2 separate regions of the Homo sapiens genome follow, and region 1 is linked to region 2. Evidence: read pairs that join two places in POLR2A ChIA-PET (ENCODE). Cell type or tissue: Caco-2. All regions are shown on one strand.

The links. ChIA-PET counts read pairs that join two places held together with the same protein. Peaks named below come from ENCODE experiments on the same cell type or tissue, not always from the same donor. Only the 100,000 strongest peaks of a DNase experiment are listed, where the experiment ranks them.
Region 1: POLR2A ChIA-PET joins it to region 2 with 8 read pairs; 1 of 35 experiments calls an interaction of 5 or more read pairs at or near these places.

The regions. Positions count from the first base shown.
Region 1 is chr20:33,476,552-33,484,551 of GRCh38, reverse strand. No RefSeq gene overlaps it. Among named protein-coding and RNA genes, the nearest start is that of CBFA2T2, 9.5 kb to the left of the region's middle. RefSeq lists an enhancer at 6,546-7,461. In Caco-2, no CTCF peak of the experiment used is centred here; DNase peaks (open chromatin) are centred at 4,265 and 6,961.
Region 2 is chr20:33,930,601-33,938,600 of GRCh38, reverse strand. No RefSeq gene overlaps it. Among named protein-coding and RNA genes, the nearest start is that of RALY, 59 kb to the left of the region's middle. RefSeq lists an enhancer at 4,903-5,403. In Caco-2, a CTCF peak has its summit at 4,984 (motif pointing left); a DNase peak (open chromatin) is centred at 4,960.

The DNA of each region.
Region 1 (8,000 bases), 450 kb after region 2:
CCGGGCATGGTGGCTTACACCTGTAATCCCAGCACTTTGGGAGGTCGAGACAGGCAGATCACCTGAGGTCAGGAGCTGGAGACCAGCCTGGCCAACATGGTGAAACCCCGTCTCTACTAAAGATACAAAAAAAATTAGCTGGACATGGTGGCAGGCGCCTGTAATCCCAGTTACTCGGGAGGCTGAGGCAGGAGAATCACTTGAACCCAGAGGCAGAAGTTGCAGTGAGCCAAGATCGTTCCATTGCACTCCAGCCTGGGGGACAAGAGTGAGACTTTGTCTCAAAAAAAAAAAAAAAATTAGCTGGGCGTGGTAGCGCGAGCCTGTAGTCCCAGCTACTCAGGAGGCTGAGGCAGGAGAATCCCTTGAACCCGGGAGGTGGAGGTTGCGGTGAGCCAAGATCGAGCCATTGCACTCCAGCCTGGGCAACAAGAGTTAAACTCCATCTCAAAAAAAAAAAAAAAAAAAAAGAAAGAAAGAAAATATTAGGAAATGGAATCTAACAATATATAAAAAGTATAATACATTATGAACAAATTAGGATTACCCAGGGAACACAAGGTTGATTCAAAAACTTGTTGTTTTTTTTTTGAGATGGAGTCTCGCTTTGTCGACCAGGCTGGAGTGTGGAGTACAGTGGTGTGATATTGGCCCACTGCAACCTCTGCCTCCCAGGTTCAAGCAATTCTCATACCTCAGCCTCCAAGTAGCTGGGATTACAGGTGTGCACCATGATGCCCAGCTTTTTTTTTTTTTTTTAGTAGAGACAGTGTTTCATCATGTTGGCCAGGCTGGTCTCAAACTCCCGACCTCAAGTGATCCGCCCACCATGGCCTCCCAAAGTGCTGGGATTACAGGCATAAGCCACCATGCCTGGCCACTTTTTTTGGGGGGGATGGAGTCCCTCTGTCGCCCAGGTTGGAGTGCAGTGGCACAATCTTGCTTCACTGCAACCTCCCCTCCTTGGTTCAAGCAATTCTCCTGCCTCTGCCTTGTCCTCCTGAATACCTGGGACTACAGGCACATGCCACCACGCACGGCTAATTTTTTGTATTTTTAGTAGAGACAGAGTTTCACCATGTTGGCCAGGCTGGTCTCAAACTCAAGTGATCCACCCGCCTCGGCTTCCCAAAGTGCTGAGATTATAGGCGTGAGCCACCACACTTGGTCTCATTCTACTGTTTCTGAAGATAAAACTTTGTTGCTAAGGGCCTGGACAAGGCCTGGTTTCAAAGATAGAGATTTCTCAAGTTCTGTGTGGTTTCAAATATAGAGACAATAAGTTAGTTGACACAAGTCACCAACCTTTTCTATTTATTTGTTATTCTTGCATAGTTCATGGTGGAATGTGTTTATGTTTTGGGGTGGGGGATAGGCCTTTGGGGAGCACATCAGAGCCATAAACCATTAACATTTACAAGTCAAGGGACAGGGCTAGGTGCCTTATAAACTGAATTTGACTTCAACCTTGCAATAACTAAATTTTCCAGCGCCAGGGAAGTTAAGAGATATTATAAGGTCAGCCTGAGTCTGAAGGTTACTCAGGTGATAGAACTTAATTCTGACATTCTTTTCACAGCCTTCTGGAAGCCTTGTAGACTTAGATAGACCTAAGGAAATTGCTTGAGGCCCTGGCTCTTTCTTGTCCAAGTCCAGTGACTGTTTTTCTTTAACTAGTGACGAGAAGGATAAAGATGGGCGTTAGGGAGAAGTGTGTGCTGCCTGCCATCTGCCCTGGCCATGCCCGTTCCGCTAATGAAGGATAAACACAAGGCCAGGCCAGATGACAGTCAGCGAGGGGAAGCGACTTAGAGGTGTTGGTCCTTCTTGGGTAAACAGGAGTCTGAAATACCCATGGCACTTTAAAAAAAATCTCTTTGTGTGCCAGAAAAATATTTGACAGGGCTGGGGCTTTTCTTTTCTTTTTTTTTTTTGAGACACAGTTTCACTCTTGTTGCCCAGGCTGGAGTGCAATGCACGGCATCTCTGCCTCCCGGGTTCAAACGATTTCCCTGCCTCACCGTCCCGAGTAGCTGGGATTACAGGCATGAGCCACCACACCTAGCTAATTTTGTGTTTTTAGTAGAGACGGGGTTTCTCCATGTTGGCCAGGCTGGTCTCGAACTCTGGACCTCAGGTGATCTACCCGCCTTGGCCTCCCAAAGTGCTGGGATTACAGGTGTGAGCCACTAGGCCCAGCAGCTGGGGCTTTTCTAATAAGCAAGGCTTTTTCTCCCAAAAAGGCTGAAGAGCCCAAAACTCCCAGAGGGAGAGATGAACGAGTTCTTTGGCTACTGGTTATATGATTAAAATTTATTATTGTTTATGCTTATGAGAGGAATGTGAGCATAGTCATGGTGAAGAATTTGTACACTACATAAGAAGATTGTGACAAAAATAACAGTGAATTCTTTTTTTCCTTAACTCTAATCTCATGACAGATTATCTTAATTCTTAACATTGAGGAATAGGCCAGGGAGGTGGTGGCTCATGCCTGAATCTCAGCACTTTGTGAGGCCAAGGTGGGAGGATTCCATGAGGCCAGGAGTTTAAGACCAGCCTGGGCAACATAGCAAAACCCCATTGGCCAGCTGCAGTGAGCAGTGATTATGCCACTACACTTCAGCCTGGACAATAGAGCAAGACTCTGTCTCAAAAAATAAAAAGAAAAAAGAAAGAAATTGTCACCATTTTACTGTATAGTATTCCCAACGTTTTTCTGTTCATGGACCTATTTACATAATTGAGATCATACTATTAGCACATTTCTGCATCCTGCCTTTTATTTTTTTAATATTTTTATTTATTTATTTATTTATTTATTTATTTATTTTGAGACAGACTCTTACTCTGTTGCCCAGGCTGGAGAGCAACGGCATTGATCTCGGCTCACTGCAACCTCCGCCTCCCAGGTTCAAGTGATTTTTCTGCCTCAGCCTCCTGAGCAGCCTGGGATTACAGGCACGTGCCAGCACGCCCAGCTAATTTTCATATTTTTAGTGGAGATGGGGGTTTCACCATATTGACCTGGCTGGTCTCGAACTCCTGACCTCAAGTGATCTACCTGCCTCGGCCTCCCAGAGTGTTGGGATTACAGCCACTTTGCCCAGCCTGCATCCTGCCTTTTGAAAAACTATCCTAGGCCTGGTGCTGTGGCTCGCACCTGTAATCCTGGCACTTTGGGAGGCCAAGGTGGGCAGATCACTTGAGATCAGGAGTTCAGACCAGACTGGCCAACATGGTGAAACCTCATCTCTACTAAAAATACAAAAATTAGCCGGGCGTGCTGGCACGCACCTGTAGTCCCAGCTACTCAGGAGACTGAGGCAGGAGAGTCGCTTCAACCCGGGAGGTGGATGTTGCAGTGAGCCAAGTTTGTGCCACTGCACTCCAGCCTGGGTGACAGAGTGGACTCTGTCTCAAAAAAAAAAAAAAAAAAAAAAAAAAGGCTGGCCACGGTGGCTCACACCTGTAATCCCGGCACTTTAGGAGGCCGAGGCAGGCAGATCACTTGGGGTCAGGAGCTTGAGACTAGCCTGGCCAATGCAGTGACACCCTGTCTCCACTCAAAATACAAAATTAGCCAAGTGTGGTGGCACACACTTGTTATCCCAGCTACTTGGGAGGCTGAGGCGGGAGGATTGCTTGAACTCAGGAGGCCGAGGTTGCAGTGAGCCGAGATCGGGCCACTGCACTCCAGCCTGGCAACACAGCGAGACTCCATCTCAAATAAATAAATAAATAAATAAATAAATAAAAGTTAAACAAATGACACCTCCAAGACTCTAATGTCCTTAAAATAAAATTCAAACTGCCCACCATGATCTACAAAGTCCTACATTGTTTGGACCCAGCCTATCACTTCCCTCACCTCTTCTTTTTTTTTTTTTTGAGACAGAGTTCCACTCTTGTCACCCAGGCTGGAGTGCAATGGGGCACCATCTCAACTCACTGCAACCTCCACCTCCCGGGTTCAAATGATTCTCCTTCCTCAGCCTCCCGAGTAGCTGGGATTACAGGCGCCCGCCACCACGCCCAGCTAAGTTTTGTATTTTTAGTAGAGGCAAAGTTTCACCATGTTGGCCAGGCTGGTCTCAAACTCCTAGCCTCAGGTGACCCACCCGCTTCGGCCTCCCAAAGTACTGGGATTACAAGCATGAGCTACTGAGCATGGCCCCATCACCTCTTCTTTACCTTCCACACCCGCAGAGCTTTTCATTCCCTCTGTCCCACCCCTTGTCCCAGTTGTTCAGGCTGGAGGGACAGAGAGACCTCTAGGCAGAGTGGGCGGGGCTGCACGCTGCAATCTTGGAGACCAGGGAAGGGATGTTTAAGCCTGAGGCCAAGGAAGGCATATACATGGTTTCATGAATGCCCTGGAGGACTGTGATTTGCTTTTTAAATTTTTCCTCTAAACAAATGGCCCTAGACAGGCTAAAAGAGAGGAGAAATCCAGATATTTGAAGCCTTCTTTGAGAATGTTAAAGACTTACCTGTTCAGAGCTGCCCACCCTTAGAGCAGAAGGTCCCAGATCTCATGCTGATGCATGTGAATCCCTAGGGGCCCTCAGAATTTGGTCTCAAACAGCAACCTGGCTATCAAGTCTGATTGTCTATGGGGGAGTGGTACAAAAGACACACTTTGGATAGGTCTGTTACTAGGCTGGGGTAAATCATAGTCTCTATGTGGCATTTCCCCATCTGTGAGAACAGCACCTGGCTTAGGGGCTGTGGGTAGTGGGTGAGAAAACCATATTAGGTGCTGTGCATGGCACCAAGCACAGAGCTTGTGCATTCTTCCCTCCATCACCAAACACATACCATGTGCCAAGCACTGTCCTGAGCATCAGGGCTACAACTGTGCACAAGACAGACCAAATTCCCACCCCACGGGGGAGGCATTCTGTGAGGGGACAGTGACCATGAACTGGCAATGAGCATAGTCAGTATACACTATGCTAGGTACTCCAAGGAAAAACAAGGCAGGAGAAAGGCAAGAGGTGCAACCCAACTTTTTTTTTTTTTTTTTTTTTTGAGACAGAGTCTTGCTCTGTTGCCCACGCTGGAGTGCAGTGGTGCGATTTCGACTGACTGCAACCTTGGCCTCCTGGGTTCAAGCGATTCTCCTGCCTCAGCCTCCCGAGTAGCTGGGATTACAGGCATGTGCCACCACGTCCGGCTAACTTTGTATTTTTAGTAGAGACAGGGTTTTGCCATGTTGGCCAGGCTGGTCTCGAACTCCTGACCTCAAGTGATCCGCCCGCCTTGGCCTCCCAAAGTGCTGGGATTACAGGTGTGAGCCACCGCACCCGGCCAAGTGCTACTTTATATAAGGAAGCAGAGAGAGTGTTCTCTAAGGAGGTGTTAATTAAACTCTAAAACCTGGAGAAGGTAAGACAGCCGCCAGGCTGAGTAAGGGTAGCAGGAACAAAGGCCCGGAGGCAGAAAGATGGCTGCACAGAAAGGACATCAGGATACAGCAGAGACTGAGAAAGGGGACTGCGGCCAGATAACGTGGGGCCTGGTAGGCCATAGTAAGAAATCTGACTTTATTTTTTATTTCTAATTTAATTTAATGTATTTATTTGAGACTGGGTCTCACTCTGTCACTCAGGCTGGAATGCAGTGGCACGATCATGGCTCACTGCAGCTTTGACCTCCTGGGCTCAAGTGACCCTCCCATCACAACCTCCTGAGTAGCTGAGACCACAGACACACCTGGCTAATTTTAAATTTTTTTTTTTTTTTGAGACAGAGTCTCACTCTGTTGCCCAGGCTGGAGTGCAGTGGCGTGATCTCCGCTCACCACAACCTCCACCTCCTGGGTTCAAGCGATTCTCCTGTCTCAGCCTCCCAAGTAGCTGGGACTACAGGCGCATGCCCCCATGTCCAGCTAATTTTTGTATTTTTAGTAGAGACGGGGTTTCACTATGTTGGCCAGGCTGGTCTTGAACTCCTGTCCTCGTGATCCGCCCGCCTCGGCTTCTCAAAGTGCTGGGATTACAGGCATGAGCCACTGCACCCAGCTAAAATTTTTTGTAGGGACAAGGTCTCTTTATGTTGCCCAGGCTGGTCTAGAGCTCCTGGGCTCAAGCAATCCTTCTATCTTGGCTTCCCAAAGTGCTGGGTTTATAGGCTTGAGCCACTGTGCTCTGCCAGGAATTTGAATTTGTTCTCCACAAATTTCAGAGCCTCTAGATAGTTTTGAGCAAAGGAGCGACATGATCATCCCTCTAGAGAGAAGGGTATGCCAGGGGAGGCAACGGTGGAAAACCACTGGGTGATTCTGGAGGGAGACCGTGATGGCTTGGAACAAGGTAGTGGCAGTAGAGATGGTGAGTAGGGGTTGGATGTGTGTTCTGTTTGAAGGTGGAGATGGTGGAGTTTGCTGATGGCTTGTTTGTGGGGTATGGAAAAGAGCAGGATGAAGGGTGACTCCAAGGTTCTGGGCTGAGCAGCTGAAAGGATGGAGCAGCCACAGGCTGAGGTGGTGACAGCTGTGGGATGAACAAACACATGCCAAGGGCGAAAGCAGGAGTTCAGGTCTGGGGATGTTAACTTTGGGATGTCTGCATGAGGGTGTAGATAGGATTGGGGTTTCTCCACTCCTGCTTTTCTCTGCTGGTGGTGTTGGGGCCACAGTGGATGTGGAATGTGTATAGGTTGAAATAATCTGAATGTGACTTATTCGCACCTTCCACAGCCTCCAGTGCAGATGAGCCTTGGCCTTTGTGAGGTTGCCAAGCCTTTCCTCCCCCTGCACTCTGGGCCTCCCATCTGGAGCACCTGCCCCAGGTGTCAGCTGTGCTGGAAACTGTTCATTCCAGGCCCAGACTTATTATGTGATCTTAAACTGCCTCTGGGAGATAGTGGGGACAGGGCCCACAATTCCCCAGGGCTTCCCTCCCTCGTCCACCTCCGAAGGTGGAGGCTTCTGCTGGCGCCTGGGACAGAGTTGGGTGCAGTTGTTTGCTTTACAACACCAACAATTGAGCCTATCCCCTCGGTGCCCCAGGGCACAGCTCCACACCTGTTCTCCAGCCTCCATCCCAGGTGCAGGCCCTGCAGAGAACAAAAGAACACCTTCGCACCAAGGTCATTGCAAGTACAAACTATGGAGGGTTAGGAACTATTTGCAGTTTCAGCCACCCACTGGGGGTTTTGGAATCTATGCCCAGAGGATACAGTGGGGGTGGGGTGGGGCAGATTACTGTGCCTCGATGGGCCTTGTTGGGGGTGAGGGGAAGAAAGGCTGCAGAGAAGAGAGCCCTATTCTGAAAAGGGAGAAAAACTCTGGAGAATTAGAGGGTTTGAATCAGCACTATCCCAGAGAACATTCTGCAGTGATCTGTGCAGCTCAGTATGATAGCCACCGCACATGGCTGTCGAGCACTTCAAATTTGGCTGGTGCAACTGAGGAACTAAAGTACCAATTTTATTTAATTTTAATTAATTGAAATTTAAATAGCCTAGTGGCCACCCAATGGACAGCACATGTTTCCTTTCCTTTTATTTTATTTTATTTATTTCGCTCTGTTGCCCAAGCAGGAGTGTAGTGGCTTGATTTCGGCTCACCACAATCTCCGCCTCCCGGGTTCAAGCGATTCTTCTGCCTCAGCCTCCCTATTAGCTGGGACTACAGGCTCGCGCTACCATGCCCGGCTAATTTTTCTTTGTTTGTTTGATTTTCTTTTTTTTTTTTTGAGACGGAGTTTCACTCTTGCTGCCCAGGTTGGAGTGCAATGGCACGATCTCAGCTCACTGCAACCTCTGCCTCCCAGGTTCAAGCGATTCTCCTGCCTCAACCTCCCAAGTAGCTGGAATTACAGGCGCCCGCCACCACGTCCGGCTAATTTTTTGTGTTTTTAGTAGAGACGGGGTTTCACCATGTTAGCCAGGCTGGTCTCGAACTCCTGACCTCGTGATCCACCTGCCTCAGCCTCCCAAAGTGCTGGGATTATAGGTGTGAGCCACTGTGACCGGCCAAATTTTTGTATTTT
Region 2 (8,000 bases):
ATCTGAGATTCTGCTTTTTTTTCTTTTTTTTTAATTTTAGAGATAGATCTCACTCTGTCATCCAGGCTGGGGTGCAGTGGTGCAGTCATAGCTCACTGCAGCCTTGAACTCCTGGCGATCCTCCTGCCTTAGCCTCCCAAGTAGCTGGGACTACAGGTGCATGCCACCATGCCTGGATACTGCATTCCTAACCAGTTCTCAGATGATATTGATACTGCTGGCCGATGGACCTCACTTTGCGTAGAAAAGGTGTCAGCTATAGTAGGTTCTATATCTTTTACCCTGAATGAGATGAGAGCAAACGGAGGGTTTGGATGGATAAATGACATCATCTGATGTAAATTTTTAAAGAATACCAGGCCCAATGTGGTGGCACACGCCTGTAATCCCAGCACTTTGGGAGGCCGAGGTGGGTGGATCACCTGAGGTCAGGAGTTCAAGGCCAGCCTGACTAACATGGTGAAACCCCCATCTCTACTAAACACAAAAAATTAGCTAGGCGTGGTGGCACATGCCTGTAATCCCAATGACTTGGGAGGCTGAGGCAGGAGAATTGCTTGAACCCAGGAGGTGGGGAGGTTGCAGTGAGCCAAGATTGCACCATTGCACTCCAGCCTGGGCAACAAGAACAAAACTCCATCTCAAAAAAAAAAAAAAAAAAAAAAGATACCACTGTCTGCTGGGAGGAAAATAGGTGGGGAATGGGGGTGATGAGCTTAGAAACAGGAAGGTCAGTTAGGAGGATCTGGCAATAATCCATGTGAGAAATGCCCTAGGAGTCATTAAGATTTTATCTAAAAGTTTCAGTCTTTTCAATTTAGTATTTATAACTATTTCCCAAAATACAGGACACACATCACTGGTGGTATATGAGCTCCTAAATTTTAGGTAGGACACAAAGTAACCATGTTTTATTTTTATGGTTATGTGTTTATTACAAGTATTTTTGCTTTTCATTTTTAGTGATGATACACAGTTATCTTTTAAAATAAAAGTTTTTAAGTTTATGAACTATGTATTGATTTAAAGTGAAATGTTAAGTAAATTAACAGTGGTGATACAAACATGGCAAATGTGAAGCTGTCTCCCAAATGCCTGAGGTCTAGGAAACGCTGACTTTAAAATAAATAAAATTAGGCTGGGCATGGTAGCTCACGCCTGTAATCCCAGAAGTTTGGGAGGCTGAGGCAAGCAGATCACTTGAGGTCAGGAGTTCAAGACCAGCCTGGCCAACATGGTGAAACCCCGTCTCTACTAAAATACGAAAATTAGCCAGGCATGGTGGTGTGCACCTGTAATCCCAGCTACTTGGGAAGCTGAGTCAGGAGAATTGATTGAACCTGGGAGGCGGGGTTTGCAGTGAGCCGAGTTCTACAGCGGGGGTTGCAGTGTGCCACTGCACTCCAGCCTGGGCAACAGAGCAAGACTATGTCTCAAATAAATAAATAAAGTAAAATAAAATACATAAAATTATTACTGGTTATTTTTTTAATTTCTTTTTTTTTATTCATGATCCTGCTCGTTCTATAAGGTGGTTATTTCTTAGGGTAATTTTTTTTCTTGAAGAACCCGTCTCGAATTCTCTAATAAAAAAACAGTGAGAAAATGGGAACTCAAATCTGAGACAGGGTTTGTGAGCCACCTTTTTAAAATGCACCCAAGTGTAATAAACACTTCTCACAAAGTCATTGTCCAAAAGGACAGCCCTTGAGTAATGGGAGGCACGGTTGAAAGAGTCACCCCGTGGTGGCTGATCTGAGAGGAATGAGCTGGACTCCAGTTAAGGCAGTTGTCCTCAAGCCTGGCAGGGCATAGTCACAGCTTTAAAAAAAGAAAAAAAAAAGCCCAGGCCCCACCCCAGGTCAATCACATCGGCATCTCTGAGGGCAGGATCTGGCACCTGTGTGCTTTGAAAGCTCCCAGGTGATTCCATGCCTGTCTGTCCTCTTGTTCCTCCTTGGTACAGAGGAGAGGGTATGGCTTTTGGGACAATACAGACCTGGGTTCAAATCTTTCCACTTGCATGCTGTGTGATCTTGAACTATTTATTTGACTGAATTTCCCAAATGCACGCAGCTCATCTGTACAATAAGAATCGTCATACCCGCGCCCCCCCCACCCCCACGGCTTAGGGTAGCTGTGACAATTCAATGACACAAGATTTGTCATGTGCCAACAAACAACATGCCAAACAACAGGGGTTCGGTACACTCTCATCCCCTCCTTTCCTCAGTGACACTCCCGCCACCCAGACGCTGGCACAGAATGAGTGTCTGGTAGTAGGACTTCAGCTCCCTTGAGGGATCAGAGGGTGAAGGTCTGAGCTGATTATTTTGGGGGATTAACAATACCTATGAATCAAATCCTTAATTCATTGTTTTCTATTTTTAATTAATATTTAATTATGTCAGTAAAATGGAACCATTCTTTAAAAAAAAATTATGAACGGAGCACAAGTTTTCTTTGCCCACCTTCTGCAATCCTGGTCCATGGCCCCTTTCCAAATATTGAACTTGGCAAGTGCCTTCCAGATCTTTCAAAAATATATTCACGCATTTTATAGGAACCCATAGAAAATATATAATATTATTTTGTATATTTTAGTAAATAAGTGGATTTTTTACCATATATATCATTATGCAGCTTTTCTTTATGCAACAGTGTATTTGCAAGACTTACTCATGTTGTTACATATGCCTGAGTTCATTCCTTTTAGCTCCTTGATAATGTTCTATCGTAAGAATTACCATAATTTATGTAATTATTTTCCTCTTGATAGACAGATTCTTTCCAACTTCTTACCATCACAATCACAGCTCCCGAGGACATCCTTGTATTTACCTCCACGTACTCATCTGTATTTTTAACCTTTAAAATTACTTTTTATTCGCTCTACAGTGGAATCAGCACTGGATTGGGGGTCCATGCACTTTGACCTGGTTGCCTGGCTCCTCTGAATCCTAGGCTCTCCCCTTGGCACAGATCTTTGCTCCTTTTCCACCACGATTCTCTTACCTTAACCACTGCAACTGCCTTGTCACTGAGCTCCCCATCTCTGGCCAGGTCTCTGGTTCCTCCCAATCCTCACCTAACATCAACCACCATGTCATTCTGCTTAAAATCCTCCATTGGCTGTAGAGCCTGGCTCCAGTGAGGGCAAAACCTGCCTGGGTGAAGCACAGAGGCCCAGGGCTGGGGAGCAGGGGGTCAGAGGGCAGGCAACGGCATTGAGAAGGGCCACAGGGGACAGCACAAAATCAACCTGCCTGGAGAACTCCCTGCTGACCACTCAAATACCCAACCCCATGAAGCCTACTGGGGCATAGCTGCCACTCCCACCTCCTGAACTTGCCTGGGACTGTGTCCTGCTACTATTTCACACTCTGCACCCTGACTTTTAGCATGTTATCTTCCTGCCGGACTCCCCTTGGGCCTGTGAACTCCTCAGAGGCCAGGAGTGTGTCTCTGAATCCTCAGCGGCCAATACAGGGATTGGCTTAAATAGCAGGTGCGACTCCATGTTTGTTGAACAATGGCATGAGCTTCCGCTTGAAGCTTGGTGGGCAGAGCAGCCCTGACAGGTGGTCAGCAGCAGGAGACCCCATGTAGGTGTCAACTGGGGATCCTGAAGTTGGCCAAGTATAGTTTGCAGCATCCAAAATGGCAGGGGGGTGCCAGACTGGTCCTAGCTGGGCTGGAGTCTCAGTTACCTATTGCTATTTAATACGCTACTCCACTCCAAATCTCAGTGGCTTAAAATGATGATGTTTATTGTATTAGTCACGGTTCTCTAGAGGGTCAGAACAAATAGGATATATATATGTATATATATATATATATAAAGGAGAGTTTATTAAGTATTAACTCACATAATCACAAGGTCCCACGATAGGCCGTCTGTAAGCTGAGGAGCAGAGAGCCAGTCTGAGTCCCAAAACTGAAGAACTTGGATGCTCAAGGGCAGGAAGCATCCAGCAGAGGAGAAAGATGTAGGCTGGGACGCTAGGCCCATCTCACCTTTTCACTTTTTTCTGCCTGCTTTATATTCTAGCCATGCTGGCAGCTGATTAGATGCTATCCACCCAGATTGAGGGTGGGTCTGCCTTTTCCAGCCCACTGACTCAAATGTTAATCTCCTTTGGTAACACCCTCACAGGCACACCCAGGATCAATACTTTGTATCCTTCAATCCAATCAAGTTGACACTCAGTATTAACCATTACAGTCCACCCTCCCTCCCTCCCTTCCTTCCTTCCTTCCTTTCTTTTTGGGACAGAGTTTCACTCTTGTTGCCCAGGCTGGAGGGCAATGGCTCAATCTCAGCTCACCGCAACCTCCGCCTCCCAGGTTCAAGCAATTCTCCTGCTTCAGGCTCCCAAGTAGCTGGGAGGCATGCGCCACCACACCTGGCTAATTTTGTATTTTTAGTAGAGACTGGGTTTCTCGGTGTTGGTCTGGCTGGTCTCAACCTCTCGACCTCAGGTTATCCACCTGAGCCTCCCAAAGTGCTGGGATTACAGGTGTGAGCCACCGGGCCTGGCCTTCATTACAGTTATTTCTTATGGTTCTAAGGGATGTCCAGACGCAGACGGGAAGTTCTGCTCCACAAGGTATTTTTGGGGATCACTCCCACATTCAGCTGGAGCTGGAACATTCAAGACACACATAGAAAGGTTCTGGCCCCTTCCCTATCCAGGGGCTCATCCCTGAACCTCAGCCTTAAATGGCTCCTCCCATTGCCCTGCCTCTGTGTTCCTTCCTCTATCCTGTCTTTGTGGCAGCCTTGGTTGTCAAGGAGTAGTTGGACCGGCTGGGCCCTGGCTGGGCCTGTCTCCAGAAGGTTAGTTGGATTTCTTTCTCAGTGGCTCAGGGCTCCAAGAGAACAGAAGCTGCTAGGCCTCTTACAAGCCAGGCATGGAACCGGCACAAGTGAAAGCAGGTCACAAGGCCAGCCCAAATTCTAGGGAGGAGAAATAGTGCCACCTCTTGACAGGAGCCTGCGTGTCCAGGGACAGGAGGCGTTGTTGGCGGCCATCTTTGGAGGCATCTCCCTCAGCTGGGAAAGGAAGCCTGAACCCTTGTTTTCCAGGTGCCAGCCTTTATCATCACCTTTATCTAGGTCTTAGGTGGGGTATTGGTAGGAGGAGGACAGGTGGTTGGTAATCCTGTGGGAGTGGCTCAGCATTTGTAGGGAAAAATCCAGAGTTGTTAAGAATTGCCTAGGCCAATTGCAGTGGCTAACAACTGTAATCCTAGCACTTTGGGAGGCCGAGGTGGGCGGATCACTTGAAGTCAGGAGTTTGAGACAAGCCTGGCCAACACGGTGAAACCCCATCTCTACTATAAATACAAAAAAAAAAAAAAAAAAAAAATTAGCTGGGCGTGGTGGTGGGTGCCTGTAATCCCAGCTACTCGATTCTCTAGCTGATGCAGGAGAATCACTTGAACCCGGGAGGTGGAGGTTGCAGTGAGCCGAGGTTGCAGTGAGCCAAGGTTGCACCACTGCACTCCAGCCTGGGCTACAGAATGAGACTCCAATCTCAAAAAAAAACAAAAAAGAATTGCCAAGGCCATCAAAAAGAGGAGGTAGATGAAGGGAACATAGAGGCAGGACAACGGTAGGAGGGGTCAAGGCTGGGGTTCAGGGCTAAACCTCTGGCTGGAGCAGGGGCCAGAATCCTCCTGCCTGTGTCGAAGATGGCCATCATGTCAGGCTGAACAACCATAACCTGATTTCAGCAAGAAGAGGTGAGAAGAAGCATCCAGAAGTTGCCCACCACTCTAATATGTCAAAGAGACCACAGGTCTCACCCCTCCCCACCCACCTGGGCTGGCACTGAACCCCTCACCTACTGGAATCATTTCTAAGCCCACCCCATCCCCATGCCCAGTTACGGACCAGACAGTTTCCTTGGTTTTTTTTTTTTTTTTTGAGACAGAGTTTTGCTCTTGTTGTCCAGGCTTGGGTGCAATGGCAGGATCTCGGCTCACCATAACCTCTGCCTCCCGAGTTCAAGCGATTCTCCTGCCTCAGCCTCCCAAAGTAGCTGGGATTATAGGCATGCACCACCACACCCAGCTGATTTTGAATTTTTAGTAGAGATGGGGTTTCTCCATGTTGGTCAGGCTGGTGTTAAACTCCCAACCTCAGGTAATCCACCCGCCTCGGCCTCCCAAAGTGCTAGGACTATAGGCGTGAGCCACCGCGCCCAGCCCAGTTTCCTTGTATTTCAATTGCCCCCAGTAATAGACTAAGAATATCTGTCCAGTCTCTCCTCCTAATAAATATTTGAACAGCGGTTTGTTAATTTTTCTTACCCTTCATGATGGAGATTAATTGCTATTTTACATTACATGCAACTTCTATTAGTTTGGGATTTGCTTCCTCAGTGATACCACAAACATTGGGCTTGAATAACACATTTTAACCTAGACAAGCTCATTAAATTCTTGAAGGTGCGTGGACAGAAAGGGGGGAGAACTGGCCCTAGTTTTGCAGTTTTGAGGGCATCAATTTAAATCCATCAGGCAAGTGCCAAACAGGTTTGGGGTTGGGACATGCTCGATGAGGAAGGATGGAGGTTACTGGAAGGACAGTCCTGTTCAGTCCTGCTGCATCTCAGGCCACCAGAACCAGCCCTTCCCCAGAACCAGCCCTTCCCCAGAACCAGCCCTTCCCCAGAACCAGCCCTTCCCCAGAACCAGCCCCACCCCACCTGGCTTCACCCTCAAAGTGTCCAGAGCCTTGGTGCCAAAGAGTTCACCCTGACCCAAATAGGACTGTTGAATCCTATTTTTTAGGGTCCAATTTTACTCCTTGGACCTGACAGTCCTGCTGAGAGGGGTAAAGTTTTCTCACCTGTAAACAGGAGTGGTCATGCCCATTATCATGTTCACCATCATTATTGTCATAAATATCATGCTACCCCTAGACCCAAGGGTTGGACCCTGCTAACACCTGGGATGCACCCCCACTTGTGACTATAGCACCCTATATTATTAAGAACCCCTCTAGTCTTGAAGCCAGCCAACCCAACCACTCCCACTCCTCTCTGACTCGAGACCCTGCTGGCTCCATTGCTTCCTCTCTCCTGCCTACACAGATTATGATCGTACTCCACTTTTTTTTTTTTTTTTTTTTTTTTTTTTTTGAGGCAGTCTTGCTCTGTCACCCAGGCTGGAGTGCAGTGGCACGATCTCAGCTCATTGTAACCTCTGCCTCCCGGGTTCAAGTGATTCTCGTGCCTCAGCCTCCCGAGTAACTGGGATTACAGGCACCTGCCCCCAAGCCTGGCTAGTTTTTGTATTTTTACTAGAGACGGGGTTTCGCCATGTTGGTCAGGCTGCTCTCAAACTCCTCACCTCAGGTGATCTACCTGCCTCACCCTCCCAAAGTGCTGGGATTACAGGCATGAGCCACCGCGCCTGGGCCAATACTATTTTAAGACCAAAGAATCTAAGACGTTTCATAGAGTTATAGAATCAGGTGTCTGTAAGTTATTCTTAGCTTCCTGAAAGACTCCTAACTTCTAGATCAGGGGTGCCCAATCTTTTGGCTTCCCTGGGCCACATTGGAAGAAGAATAGTCTTGGGCCACATGTAAAATACACTAACGGTAGCTGAAGAGCTTATATAATTTATACATCACAAAAAAAGTCTCATAACATCTTAAGAAAGTTGGGCCACATTCAAAGCTGCCCTGGGGTGCTTGCAGCCCACAGGTTGGACAAAATTGTTCTAGATCTTAACCTCTGGTGTTAATCATTTGACGCCTTTCAATTATGCTGAGAATGAGAAAACATACTTGAAGTCATAACCAGAAGCAGCTACGGAAGAAGTTGGTATTTAACACTAGTCATTAGTGCAGACTCCCACAGGTACGGTTCTTTTCCCTGTGGGTCTTTACATCTTTTTTTCCTCCAGGGGCCTCAGTCAGGCTCATCACAATTAACCAGAAAGGTTGTGATCATGTTTTACCTCAAAAGAAAAGGGCATGTGGC